Regions from separate parts of the Homo sapiens genome. Here region 2 is linked to region 1. Evidence: read pairs that join two places in POLR2A ChIA-PET (ENCODE). Cell type or tissue: IMR-90. All regions are shown on one strand. Links, peaks and the distances in the headings refer to the core of each region. The heading gives the core; the rest is flanking DNA. Region 1 overlaps RASGRP1 (RAS guanyl releasing protein 1). Region 2 overlaps GPR176 (G protein-coupled receptor 176).

Region 1 (4,403 bases), core at 187-4,186:
CTTCAAAGGATTTCTTCTTTACATGCTAGTTTGCTTAGATGAAACTGTGGAATTAAAAGCCACAGAGAAGGGACAACCTCAAGTCTGTCTCCTTTAATGTTAAGTATTTATAGACTTAATATTTGGGGACCACTGTAAGTTATGAATAAGATGGAAAGAGATTGAATATTTCTGTAGTGTTACTTCTTCGTGTTGTAAAAAGATGTAGAAAATTTTAAACTGAATAGCTGCTTTGCCTTTCCTTCCAGGAAAACTCAATTTGATTAATAGAATAGGGCAGTGGTCTTAGCTGTGGAATATAGGAAAAATTCAGGTAAAGTGTTTACGGGGTCACGAAGCAGAAGAAACACAAGACATTTGTGTTGTAGGGATCCTAATGTCTTTTATCATATAAATATTACACAAAGAAAACTTACATTAGGTATCAAAAAACTTTACAATCTGTACATTTGTTTTTTTCTTGCATTTCTATATTATACATTTTGAGACAGAAATTCACAACGGTCAGTAAAAAGGTAAGTCAGCAAAGAAAATGAGAAGTGACCCTGCTGTTAATACAACAAGATTTGTCCTTGTTTTGGCAGATAAATACCTGGCCAAACTAAAGTCGTGTGAGATGCAGAAATTTACACTAGGCTTGATAAGCCAAAGCCTTTTTTTTTTTTTTCCAGATTTCTGTGATCCCACTAGCCCCATGTTGCTCAACACAAATACTATTAACTTGTATACTATACCTCTTTGGCCCTTGCTGGACTGTAAAAACCTGTGACTAAACTATTTCCTCTTATCCATTTCAGTGATAAATTCTGCAGTACTTGATACTGTTTAGCCATTGCTAATTTGACTAATTAAGTGGACTGTGACACCTTTTGAATCCCTATAGATTATTTATATAAAAACTAACTGGGGATCTTTACTTCGAATGGAGAGGAGGAAGAATGAAAAAAATTGTGTTCCATTACTGTTTTAAAAAATTAGAGTACACCATCTTTGGTCTATATCAATCAAAGGAAAACAAGAATAGTGAAGAATATGAATTTTTAGAGTTTGTCCTAACTCATGCTTGTCCTATTAAAAAGAAAGTAACAAAGTGTTACTATAAGTTTATATGCCAGGTAGTGGGCTTAAGCAGGCCTGCTTTGGGTATTTCTGAGTTTAAATTTGGAAAACGGTAAATACGTGTGTAAAACTATTCTTTATAATGTAATGAAACACTAACTACAAGCTAGTTCTATATCACTAAAACTCAGTGCAAGGAGGAACTCAAATGGGAACTGATCTTTCATCAAAGAGAATTCCTAAATGATCTGAATCCTCCAGGTAAGCAATACTGTATGTATACTTTGTATTCTTATGAAGACTTGGTGCTATTGGCTTTAGTTTGGAACTTTTAATTGTTAACATATTCTTGGCAATTGGACAACTTGTTTATGAATTTCAAGTCAGTCTGGTACCAGACTTTATAGGCATGGAAGCTAAGTACCCCCAAAAAGGAAAATGATCATATGATTTTTTTTTTTTTAAGAGAACTAAAAAGAGGCTGACAAATGAATTTGTGAATAGGTGCCCAGGCAACTAAATGAGCCCATTTATTATTAACCTTCATAATAGAAAACTCACAGGATTGTTACTTGTGATTTTGCCAAACAATACAATTTTACCTTGTGAGCAATTTAATCTTGTGACAAACTGAACTTTATATTTGTGACTTTGTATAAATGACTAAAACTTGTTTAATTCACTTCCACATTTTATGGAGGAAACAAAATTCCAAGCCACATGCATGCCTGATATTGTATATACATATTATATACATATGTACACACAGTCAGCTATTATTTAAGCCACTGATCCAATTAGCTTATTTCTAAATAGTATTAATAGTGAAGACAGTTAAGCACAAATTCATTTCAAAAAGAGAACTTTCAAAATAGTTTACTTCAGAAGAGAAAGATGGAACATGAAGAGTTAAACAGACTCTTCATAGACTTTTTTTTTTAAGCCATCAATTCCTAATTCTATCCACTGTAGAATATATAAGGACAAACATGTTTGCGTTATGTTTATTTTAATTAGACAGTAATATGAGATGGTAATAGCTATGTTTCCAGGTACCTAATTTGATTACTTATTTTCTGATGCCTGTAAGTTGTAAGGCTACAACTATAAGTTGACCTGCAATTGGATAACGTCATGTTTAATAGGCCTCTAAAAAGTTGTGGCTACATCAGTAGAAATTGGCTTCTAGGTAGATATGCTCATGTGTTATGACTGTAGTGAGGAAGGAGGGTACATGGACTAATTGATTAGATCTGAGGTAGTGAAGAAGGAGCCAGGTTCACAAAGTATGCTGGGATACAGAGGAAATCTACTTTTGGAATATGGGTAGTTTTCTATTATTAGCAAGCTTTGGCTGGAACAAAGTAAGTCAGTTTGCAGAAAACACAGGGTAAGAAGCAAATCCATTTTCCAGAGATTTTAGTTTTAAGGAAGAATCAGCCAGGCAGGCCACCGAGATGCCCCATTGTCAGGAAATGATAGTCATGTTTTAGATCGCATACTTTTGATGAACATCAGTGGTATGAATAGCAAAAGTTTTGCATTCTTTAGTTTTCCCCCTTTGAGTCAACTAACTGAAAGAGAAAACAGTGCTGCACATTAGGAATCTTTTAGGTAAATAAACAGTAACAGGCTTTTCCTTTTAAAGTACTGTTTTAAAGCTGGTCAGTGTAAAGTTCCTCAGGTCTGTGCATTACAGTTTAGGAAATGAGATCACTATACTCATCTACAGATTGTGCTACTTAGTTTCTGGGCTAAGAACAGTCACCCTGCTCCATTTGAGCTAAGACATGATTGCTTTTTTCAAGCTGGAGGGATTCTATTTTCTTCTGTGCATATTTCAGTTGGATCTTTAGGGCATCATTATCTGCTTTCAGAGTATTTATTTCCTAAAGGGAAAGGAGAATGAGGTATGTTAATAAAGCAGCAATGAATAGCAAATGAATTACAAATTGAGAGCTACTTTTGATTGGCATTTCCTATTCACTGTGGCTGAGAATTAACAACCATTTTCAAGATAGTTATTTTGCCCTGAATAGAAAATAGCAAGTTAAATATCAAACGAGCATTTGTAAGCAGCAGTTAGTCTTTGTTATCATATCAAAGTTTGTGAGTGGTTAGCAGGCAGAATAAACCATTTCCGAGCAATAGGTAGATAATGACAAAACTTTTGGATGTTTTCTCGCGGGAGATCTCAACTTGGCAGAAACAGTCTCTGGTCAGGTCTGAGCCATGAAAGCATGACTGAGAATTCTGTAATGCAAGGTGTTAGTTAATTTTATCTAAGTTTCCCCCCCACAAATTATTGAAAACAAATTTAACTTTTTGATGATGTTAAGAATTTCACCCCACCCCTAAGTTGAGATTTAGTGGTCTAATTTGTAGTGGTATCATTATAGAGCCAACAGTTGATTTCCAGTCTTCTGATTTTGAGTCCAGTGTTCTTATGTTATCCTATACTGATTACTCCAAGAGAATATTATATATAGACAGTGTCTGGGTAATTTGGGATACACTGGGTTGTTTCTCAATCTGAATTATCTACATAGCTGTCTCAGCTGCCATATAATAGTGAGCACTTGCTATGTGCCTGCGCTGTGTGACATAATGGACTGCCTTAACCTACACAAACACCCTGAAAATAGGTTGTATACCTCAATCTTATAAAGGCAAATGTTGCCGTATAGTATAAAACTGCAGAGTTGAGCCTTGGTATATCTAAACATAAAAGCTTTTATTTGCTTATTCTTTTGTCCCATGCTGGTTCAGTGGTACATTATACTTAAAATAATACATAATATTTATTCTTATTAATATACGTTATATATTGTAAATACTGATTTAATTTGACTAGTTATTATGGATAGGACTGTTGAATTACACATAGACTAGTCATTGTAAGGATTATACTTAATGGGAAAGTGGGACACATAATTGTTCCTCTAAAATACACACAGTGAATTCTGGACCTTAGGTCTATCTGACAAGCCTAAAAAGTAAAGAGAGGCGGTGGTCAAAATGGTGAGAGGGTTTACTGGCTCTGATGTTGCTGAGTAGGAATTCTAATCTTTCTGCGAGCCACTTCTTAAAGCATTGTTGCCAACCACATTTTTCCTTTTCATCGGCATGTAAAATGTCAAGATTTGAGGCAAACCTTTCAGAACATGGAATCCCAGCCCTGTATTTCACAAGGACCAAATAGGCTGTAGAGTTTAACAGCTGGTGTAAGAAATGTCTGGGACTGAAAACACAAATCTTTGCCTCCAAGACCAAAGTTCTTTCTATTCTACCGAGTTCATTTTTCGAGGTTTCTTTCATCATTTTTAGAAGTTGCATTTGGCAGT
Region 2 (4,403 bases), core at 88-4,087, 1.4 Mb after region 1:
TTAACCCAACCCTTACTTCCCCCTGCCCCAAATACAAACATACACAAATGACACAATAAAAAATAATAATACTGAATCACTGAGCCTGAAAGAAAACAAAAGTGAAAGCCTTAAAAAGGAAATACGGCTGGGCACAGTGGCTCATGCCTGCAATCCCAGCACTTTGGGAGGTTGAGGACTGCTTGAGCCCAGAAGTTAGAGACCAGCCTGGGCAATACAGCAAAACCCCATCTCTATAAAAAATACATAAATTAGTGGGGTGTGGTGGTGCATGTCTGTAGTCCCAGCTACTCGGAAAGATGAGGTGGGAGGATCACTTGAGCCAGGGAGGTCCAGGCTGCAGTGAGCCGTGATTGCACCACTGCACACAAGCCTGGGTGACAAGGCAAGACATTGTCTCAAAAAAGAAAAAAAAAGGGCAGGGCGCGGTGGCTTGTGCCTGTAATCCCAGCACTTTGGAAGGCCAAGGCGGGCGGATCACAAGGTCAGGAGATCAAGACCATCCTGCCTAACATGGTGAAACCCCGTCTCTACTAAAAATACAAAAAAAAATTAGCCGGGCATGGTGGCGGGCACCTGTAGTCCCAGCTACTCAGGAGGCTGAGGCAGGAGAATGGCGTGAACCTGGGAGGTGGAGCTTGCAGTGAGCCGAGATGGCGCCACTGCACTCCAGCCTGGGCAAGAGTGTGAGACTCCTTCTCCAAAAAAAAAAAAAAAGAAAGAAAGAAAAAAGAAAAAAAAGGAAACTCTAAGCCAGTACTGAAATCTCCAGCTCTACACAGGCCATAAGACCTGGGGGCCAGGGTTTTCATGCTTATGTGGAGGAAGAGGAAATCTGGGAGCTGGAAATGAGACACCTGGATGAAGCTATGACCCAAGCAAGGTTGACCAGTCTGAAAAGGGAACTAGAAAAACGGTGCTTACTGGCAGAAAAAAAGCAAGCAAGAAGACAGAAGGTCTGGGTAGGAAGAGAAATTCTGTTAGAAATAAAATCCAATATTGCACCAAGCATAATATGGGAATCCCAAATCAAGAAATATAAAATTTAGTCCTGAATTTGTGGAATCCCTGAGGCTTTGGCAGAAATGAATACAAAACTGTTCTATGAAAGATTGCAACTCAGAATGCACTGAATTCCTACAGAAAAAAAAAATACCATTGAAGGGCTGGGCAGAGCAGCTCATGCCTGTAATTTCAGCACTTTGGGAGGCCAAGGAGGGAGAATCACTTGAGGCCAGGAATTTGAGACCAGCCTGGGCAACATGATGAGACTTTGTTTTTACAAATCAAAAAATCAGCTGGGTGTGGTGGTGCACACATGTAGTCCCAGCTACTTGGGAAGCTGAAGAGGGAGGATCACTGGGGCCCAGGAAGTCAAGGCTGCAGTGAGCAGTGATCACACCATTGTACTCCAGCTCAGGTGACAGAGTGAGAAAAAAAGGATAATAACTCACAATTAAAAACAAAATACAAATTCTTTTTTTTTCTTTTTTTTGAGATGGAGTGTCACCCTGTTGCCCAGGCTGGAGTGCAGTGGTATGATCTTGGCTCACTGCAGCCTCCACCTCTCAGGTTCAAGAGACTCTCCTGCCTCAGACTCCTGAGTAGCTGGGATTACAGGTACATGCCACCATGACCAGCTAATTTTTATATTTTTAGTAGAGACAGGGTTTCACCATGTTGGCCAGGCTGATCTTGAATTCCTGACCTCAGGTGGTCCACCCACCTGGGCCTCCCAAAACACTGGGATTACAGGTGTTAGCCACCACACCTGGCCACAAAATACAAATTTTGTGAGAAAACAAATCATCATGAGAATCAGCAGACACAAGAAATGTGAAAACTGGCACCCAAAAACTAGGATAGAAAAATCTTTAAAAGATTATAAAATGAGTATATTTAAAATGATCAAAGATGTTTAAGAAAGAATAGAATCGTAATATAGGAATGAACACTGAAAAAAGGTATATCTGAGGAAAAAGTAACATGTATGTATATATGTTATATGTATATCCAGAATATATAAAAAATTCCTAACAACACAACAACAAAAATAACCTGATTAAAAAAAGGAAAAGGACTTGTGTAGACATTTCTCCAAAGAGGATATACAAATGGCTAACAAGCACATAAAAAGATGTCCAACACCACTAATCATCAGAGAATTGCAAATTAAAACCATAATGAGCTATCACCTCATGTCCATTAGGATGGCCACTGTGAAAAAAAAAAAAACAAAACAAAAATAAAGTATTGGCAAGGATGCAGAGAAATTGGAACCTTTGTGCACTGTTGGTGGGAATGTAAAATGGTGCAAGCTGCTATGGAAAACAGTATGAAGATTTCTCAAAAAATTAAAAGTAGAGCTACCATATGATCTAGCAATCCCACAACATGGATCAACCTTGAAGATATTATACCAAGTAAAATCGGCCAGTCACACAAAGGCAAATACTGTATGATCCCACTTATATGAGGTACCTAAAGTAGTCAAATTCGTAGAGACAGAAAGTAGATGGGTGGTTAACGGCGGCTGGGGTGAGGGAGAAAAGGGGAGTTGTTTAATGGGTGTAGAGTTTCAGTTTTGCAAGATGAAGAGTTATGGAGACTGGCTGTACAACAATGTGCATATAATTAACACTACTGAACTACATACTTAAAAATGGTTAAGATGGTAAATATGTGGCATGTGTTTTTTTTGCCACAATAAAAAAGGCTTAAATCAAAAAAAAAAAAGCCATTGTTACTTCTTCAAATTACAGAAATTATTCAAACTCAACATATAGGCCACTTGTATTAATTCCTTGGCCCTCAGATTTCAAGGTGATAATCTACTGAAAACAATACTAGAGTAATAAAAAAAGTCTATCCATATGAATGAATTAACAATGGTGTGAATACATGCTTTTCATTAGTGGATGAGAGGATGGGCAATGCAAAGAATGTAGACAGAGGATTTTTAAATAAATGTTTCAAGTCCTGGTAAAGGCCGGGGTTCAGGCTGATGAGCTTCAGGCTATCCTTAGCCAAGAAACAGCTTCTCTAGCATCATCGATGCTGGGAAAAAGCACATTCCTCCCCTGCCCAGGGCACTGGAAGTGCATACCCTTTGTGCATTCTCCATGTCTCCTGCAAAGGAGAACAGAAGCAAGGCTGACTGCTTTCAGTTTCTAGGGGAGTTCAATGGCCTTCTTGCATCATACACAGTGTCAATGGCAAATATTCCCAATCATGTGTTTTTTCCTCCAGCTTCTACTCCCTCTGTTAGCTGTAATTTTAGAGTGTCTGTTGAGAAAATGCCTTAGTTTATAATCATTTTTAAGTCATCGACTATACATCCCATGATTGGCTAAATCAGGGAAATAAAAGAGACCTGAAGGCTCATAACACAGGCTTACCCTAGTATGGATAGGAGAAGCTAACTTAGACCTGCTTGCCGATGAGGATTTTAGGCTGACGCTACTCCGAGTCATGAAGAGCCTGATTGACTTTGCTCTTCTGTGAGTACTTACATTCTGGTTTTTACAACTTTCCCGATACTGATACCTACCTGAAAATGAAACGTAAGTTCCATTCTCAATTAATATGGTGCTGGGCGCCTTGGAATGCCCACTCACTGGCTCCATTTGGGAAGGTGGTACCAGGTGGAAAGCCTAAAAGAATTAGCATCAATTACTCTGAAGAAGAGAAACACTACTAATGGAGGTTCTGAGATAGTACTGACTGCAAGCCCTCTGTTCATACCAACTATAAATCCCTGAAATATCCTAAGAGTCCAATGTCTCACCAAGCTGATTGACTAAACAATCTAGAGTTAACAAACTCTAGATGGAAAGCCTCCAAACACCCTACTTATCTAAGAGAAAAAAGCCACACAATATGACAGCTAGCAAAGTTTATCAACCATGACATAACGTAAACATGGCAGATCTTTTTAGGAACTACTTTACTTATAATATGCAGAGTGTCTGAAATAATTTAATTATAAAACTATAGTTTAGCCCGGGCATGGTGGCTCACACCTGTAATCCCAGCACTTTGGGAGGCCGAGGCTGGCAGATCACAAAGTCAAGAGATCGAGACCACCCTGATCAACATGGTGAAACCCTGTCTCCACTAAAAATACAAAAATTAGCTGGGCATAGCGGTATGCACCTGTAGTCCCAGCTACCCGGAGGCTGAAGCAGGAGAATCACTTGAACCCAGGAGGCAGAGGTTGCAGTGCGCCAAGATCATGCCACTGCACTCCAGCCTGGTGACAGAGCGAGACTCCATCTCAAAAAAAAAAAAATCCTATATTTTAGTGTTGATGTGTCTAAGAAATTGTATCTTTAACCTGGCTTTGCAAGATAAATCTTTCTTTTTTGTTCAGGATTTCTGACAATCTCCATTTAATATTCTGT

Evidence for each region. ChIA-PET counts read pairs that join two places held together with the same protein. Peaks named below come from ENCODE experiments on the same cell type or tissue, not always from the same donor. Only the 100,000 strongest peaks of a DNase experiment are listed, where the experiment ranks them.
Region 2: POLR2A ChIA-PET joins it to region 1 with 5 read pairs; 2 of 35 experiments call an interaction of 5 or more read pairs at or near these places.

Annotation. Positions count from the first base shown.
Region 1 is chr15:38,487,741-38,492,143 of GRCh38, forward strand. RASGRP1 (RAS guanyl releasing protein 1) reads right to left here. Exons shown (of 17, transcript NM_005739.4): 17 at 363-2,948. The coding sequence ends at 2,814. Among named protein-coding and RNA genes, the nearest start is that of FAM98B, 36 kb to the left of the region's middle. In IMR-90, for the core only: no CTCF peak of the experiment used is centred there; a DNase peak (open chromatin) is centred at 2,641; H3K27ac peaks cover 1,724 bases.
Region 2 is chr15:39,857,270-39,861,672 of GRCh38, forward strand. All of the region lies in intron 1 of GPR176 (G protein-coupled receptor 176), which reads right to left. Among named protein-coding and RNA genes, the nearest start is that of GPR176, 61 kb to the right of the region's middle. In IMR-90, for the core only: no CTCF peak of the experiment used is centred there; no DNase peak of the experiment used is centred there; H3K27ac peaks cover 304 bases.